Linked DNA regions of Homo sapiens: region 2 is linked to region 1. Evidence: chromatin contacts called from ENCODE Hi-C or POLR2A ChIA-PET data. All regions are on one chromosome and are shown on one strand. Each heading gives the region's core, a stretch centred on a gene start or an enhancer-like site at or near the end of the contact. The rest is flanking DNA. Distances are from core to core; before and after follow the strand shown. Region 1 has its middle 170 kb from the start of ARHGAP21. Region 2 has its middle 100 kb from the start of OTUD1.

What was found. A loop is a pair of places that touch in the nucleus more often than their neighbours do. ChIA-PET counts read pairs that join two places held with the same protein, here RNA polymerase II (POLR2A). Pooled maps may share reads with other maps.
Region 2: a loop to region 1 is called in a map of Calu3, with 6 times the contacts of the local background. The contact joins two enhancer-like sites. A Hi-C loop is called at or near these places in 3 of 168 maps with a recorded cell type or tissue (Caco-2, Calu3 and psoas muscle), 1 of 37 single-sample maps with no recorded cell type and 15 of 50 pooled maps. POLR2A ChIA-PET finds 5 or more read pairs at or near these places in 1 of 52 experiments (T-cell).

The regions. Positions count from the first base shown.
Region 1 is chr10:24,550,727-24,553,426 of GRCh38, reverse strand. No RefSeq gene overlaps it. Among named protein-coding and RNA genes, the nearest start is that of ARHGAP21, 170 kb to the left of the region's middle. Within about 2 kb of position 1,391, at least 2 of the 41 ENCODE cell types and tissues checked have a DNase peak (open chromatin) inside an H3K27ac peak, as active enhancers do.
Region 2 is chr10:23,539,230-23,541,929 of GRCh38, reverse strand. No RefSeq gene overlaps it. Among named protein-coding and RNA genes, the nearest start is that of OTUD1, 100 kb to the right of the region's middle. Within about 2 kb of position 1,354, at least 3 of the 41 ENCODE cell types and tissues checked have a DNase peak (open chromatin) inside an H3K27ac peak, as active enhancers do.

The DNA of each region.
Region 1 (2,700 bases), core at 142-2,641:
CCTCAGGGTTTGTCCCGACTCAACAATGAGGCCCCTGTTCATTACTCTGTGCCAGTGGTTCTGAGTCACAGCAATGCCGCCCTTGAAAGGCAGTTTTGGGTATTTGTGGAGAGTTTTCTGGTTGTCCCAATGTTAGAGGCAAAACTGGCATTTAGTGTGTAGGGGTCAGGGATGCTGAATCGGGATGTCCTACAGTCAGCTGCCCAGGAAAAACTGTCCCCCACCCCCAGCACGACCTGGTCACGTCCCACTGGACATATGCGTAAGGAAAAACCCTGCTTATAATGATCCGAGTGTAGAGGCCAATTTTATTTTATATTTAAACACTTTTGCAGCCTCAAAATGTGCAATAAAATTTTTCAGGAACGTGTAAAGTGAGGGAGAGTCGTATTCTGCTTTGTTCAAAGCTTTCAACCAAGTCATTCGCTATTTGGGAAAAGTCACATTACCAGCCATTCACAGCGTTCGAGTCCCCGGTACGACTCGTCTCTGAATGTGAATTCTGCTGATGGGTGCGTGCATGGCACGGTAATAATTATACCTTTGTTATAGTGCCACTAGGACATTGTATTTTATTTTTGAAACAAGGCGAGTAGGTAGGAGATGTCATAAGGAATTTCATCTCGTACAAAACATTTGTAACTAAAAGGGGGCTTGGATCCATTGGAATTGAGACTTATCCTTGAATTTCAAAGGATCACTCTGAGAGGCTGAGGTGCCTACTCACAAGTCCCTGCCGAGAAGCCGAACTTCGAGAAAACCCTTTTAGGAGGCACTTGGGGGCCGCTTACCCTGGTCTCCAGCAGCTGAAGTTCCCGAAGGCACCAGCAGGAGGGGCGCGGTGAGGCCTCGAGGGGTGTGGTGAGGCCTCGAGGGGTGTGACCAGAAAGGTGGGGCGTGGCTTAGCTGAGGCAGGTTGAGGCAGTACCTGGAGGGGCGTGGCAAGGCCAGGAGGAGGTGGGGCCTGGTACGGGTAGGACCTAGGCTGGGCTTGGCTTGGCTTGTCTGGGGTGTGGTCTTTCTGGCAGGTGAAGCCTTCCCTGCAGTCCCAGCTCAGGGCCCTAGAGTTGTAGTTGACCACTTGGGGCTTAGGGGAAGAGGAGTACCTATCCCAGGTTCCAATCCAGATTCACCGCCTTTCCAACAATAATACTAGATGAGAACATTAGCCTTTTAAGTGGAAGGGGTCTCTACCTACGCATCTTTTGAAGGTGAGGCAACCAAAATTTGCAATCTAATAATCCCACAAATGGATAATTTTCTGCATTGTGCTCATTCGTCTGATCCAGGAATGAAAAACCTCCCCTTAAAGCCACCTTCTTTCAAAGGGGCAACCTGAGCAGCCCCCACCGCAAGCAGGATGGCGAGTGCCCAGAGGTGCATACTGCACTTGTCACCTCTTGCCTGTTCTCAGTGTCCTGCAGTGAAGTGGGGGAGGGATAAATTACAGGAACTTTTTCAGTGTTTGTGAGGATTAAAAGACAATAGATGCAAAACACCTTAGCATTCTACGTGGCCCATAATAGGCAACAGATGGCAGTTATTGCTGATGTGTTCACAGACACAAGGATTAAGGACCACCCAATACGTTGGGCAATTAAAATATTAAGCATTTTGTGCAAATCGAAGGCATGCACTGTAAGCTCTCCTGCCTTCTTGGCAGAGAGTGGTGAGCATAACTTAACCTTCCTCGTTCCATCAGGGCGAACATTTGCTTCTAAGGTGGGCACCTGACTTGGAGCTAGATGGACATGCACCTTGGGAGGGCCTGGGACTCTCTTCTCAGAGGTGCTTTTCGGGTTATTCTTTCGGACATTACCTTCTTAGGAGCATAGATCAAAGAATGAGTGGTTGCCCGATGCCAGGGCTATGTTTTCCTGGACAACGTCAGCTGGCCTCTTTTGCAAAATTACCTTTTGAATTTTCAGTTGAAGCAGCTGTCATTCCTCTACTTCCTCCAAAAAATTTCCTGCTTGCTCTGAAATGCCTTTGCATTTACTGAGCCTTGGAGGTGGGGAGGACCTTAGCTAGAATTACAAGGTGGGGCATTCAGGAAGAGGCCCAGGTTTATGTTTTAAATGTGGCCTGCGGGGAGGGGAGTGGCCAGACCTGCTCTCAGCACCCAGTGGATGTGTCCCTCTTACCCCATGGGTCTGGCCCCTTGCACTCAAGCCCAGGAATGAGCATCATCTGAGGAATATGGGTTGGGGTGACCTGGGAGCACCTTCTCCCAAGCCTGCACATGTGACTTCACAAAAGAACCATAATTCTGAGCCATGATTCCCAGGGCCTTGGCTTTTCTCCATCTGTGTAAATGTCTATTTTACTTTGGAAAAAAATCCAGTCACAAGTAGCATTAAAAGAAAACCAGCTTCTTTAAAAATGCTGTAACGCTATTATAAGTTCTGTATTATACCTGTCAGTGCCAGGTGCCACCACTTCTGTGAAGCACCAGACAAGCCCGTTGCTCTGCACTCCTGTAGCCAACTGCCAGGACTGCTCGCACTCCCCCACCTGCATCAACTGTGACTTGATCTCCCCGGTATGTGTGCCACGCTTTCCCCAACTAGACTGATGCCTCTCAAGGGCAGAACTGGTTCCAGCTGTCACCGCAGCAGTAATAATCATCATCATTAACTTTTTTTGTTTTTTAGACAAAGTCTTACTTCTTGCCGAGGCTGGAGTGCAGTGGCACAACCT
Region 2 (2,700 bases), core at 105-2,604, 1.0 Mb after region 1:
CCCTCTACCCAGATCAACCCCAGAACCTGTCGTGCAAACATCCCAAATTGGGGGTCTTAGGACTTTTCCACATTCACGAGTCTCTTTTAAAATTGGAAATACCCCTGAGAAATGGAGTACCTTAATACTTATCAATTAATGCCTTAGGTAGTTTTGGTTGACAGCCAGCTAAAAATAAGACTGAGGTATTGGAAGACAATCAAGGGAGAAAGAAACAGACACAGATTTATCCTAATTCAAAATTGTTCCCAGGGTTAACCCTGGCCATCCTTCCCAGGATTCTTTTAAAAAGTTCCTTTGGCAAGAATGCCATAAGATACCAACTCTCATTTTGTCTACCTGTTGGTATCTAGTGATGGGAAAAGTGACAACCACCAGAACGCTACAAATCCCCCTCTAAGTCCAGGTCACTAGGAAATATTTTAGATAGACTAGCATTATAATCTCAACAGTTATTTATGCATCCATTTAAAAACAGTTGGACATTTCATCTTGCTCATCAGGAACAAGATTTTCCCCCTATTTTTAGCAAAAATTGTAAGCCGGGCACATGCAGCCTTTGCCAAGCAGAATATGATTCCTCAAGGCTCTTCAATGTGTGGGAGCCTGACATAAGGCTCAGAGAAGGGCAGAGCCACAAACAAGCTGTGATGATCACTTTGAGATAACCAACCAATGTGTCCAACTCAACTATGGCTTCCCAGACCATTATTAGTACTCTACTTTTGTTTATTTTTAATGACTAGTGCACATAAATTTAAATTCATGGCCTGTTAGGATCCATTCGTGCTAGCTCTATGTATAATGAGTAGCAAAGTCTATGCAGCTTTAAATATAGAGGAAAGAATAATTGTAAGATATCTCAATCAAGGTTTCTGCTCTCCTTCACATATTTTAAAGACATAACACACAGAGGTTACATAACAGTCTTTACAGAAAACCTTGCATTCAGAGCTGTTGTGGAAGCCTGTTTGCAGCTGAGTGTTTACTAAATCAAGCACTAAAAACTAGATTTACACTGGTTGTTTGAAGCTGAAAGCCAGCTGCAGCTGCCATTAGAGCAATTCAATTTCTTTTTTATAAAGCACAAGTAAGGCTCAATTTACTAAAGTTTTATTTCCTTTTTATGCATCCCATATGCTAGGGGAAAAAATTAAGTTTATGAGATTAAAAATGAGTTTTATGCTAACTGTTTACAAAGTTTCAGCTGCCTGCATTTGCAAGCCCTCAAACCCACCAACTTCAGCTTCTGGCTTGTTTTTTTTCTTTTCCTTCCAACGAAGGAAGGTCTTTGTGTTTGCAAAAGGAAATCACCCAGCCCCCTTCTCTGCTTCCCTCTAGCTCTGGCTTCCTGTTTCACAACGTGCAATTTTATGACAGTTGAGGCAGACAGATAAGTTCCTTCATGATGCCAAAATCTTCAGAGAAGAAGGTTCTTGTATGGATAATAGCTTTTTTAAAGGATTCTTTTTTACCTCCATTCCCTGTGTCTGGATTTAACTAGTCTGGTGATGTTTTTCACTTCTGTGATCAACTCTTAAAAGGCAATATAGCTTTCACTTGATAGGAAGAAACATCTAGACAGTGAGCAAACTGCTGCTGAATTTGGAGAACAGTGCATTTTGTTACCTAATTACAAACCATAGTAGATTTTTTAAAGATGAAAGTTGAATTTGTTTGCTCCAAAATTAATGAGCACAATTATTTTTCAAGTGTATATATGTAATTCAGGAGACCTCAAGATATCCATTATTAATTGAGTCCACCATGCAAATTCTTCCTCTATCTGGAATACTTTGGCCTTTCTTAGGATTAAAATTCCTCCAGTTCAGACTAAGCTGTTGGAGAACGTGTCATTTTTTGTTATTTTAAGGTGCATTCTGTAAAAAAGACAGGGTAGAAAAATACAAGAAGATGAGAAAAGCTTCTAGATATCAGGCCAGAGAAATCATCTAAAAGAGTAATGTAATGCATACACTTATTTCCTCTAACTCCTCCTGCCTCTACCTAACTACTAAAAGGTTGAGTTTTAAACCTTCCCAGTAGAAGTAAAGGACATTCTAGAACCTTAAAGTATGTGATTGGGAAAAGGACAGAGAGAAAAAAAAATCAACATGTAAACAATGCAGCAGATGATAGCTGGCAAGGGCCTTGTGAGAACACATTGTTTTGCCAGTTAGAGGAAATAAGTATGTCCAAGCATGTCACAGAGAGTTTCTCAGAGGTTTCCCAGTTGAACAGAGCTCACAGTCAACTCCAGCACTGAAATTCTTGAGCAAAGAAGAGAAATGAAGACCATGTCCCCAGCATTGCCCTAGAGTGGGGAAGAGTTGACATGGACCAACTTCAGCCACAGATACTAAGTAAGCGTCAGCAGGCTAGAATTCTCTGGAGGTATGAAGCTTTGTTATACTTCAAATAATCTCATCCCAACAGGCAATTCTTGGCAAACAGGATGGTTTGCACCATGAACATTGAAAAGCATGCAGAGCCCATGGAAATGAACAATTCCCAGAAAGAAAGTTGAAAGGTGTTTACTGAGCACTGATCAACGTCAAAGACCTATTGCAGTAAGGCCTACAACCTACAGCAGCAAAGACCAAGCACTGCAGAGATGATCTTGGGGCACTGATCTGACATGCTTCTAGCAGCAAAGGGGAACACCTGGGACCCTGCGACGAGAGAGAGGTACCTGAGGCT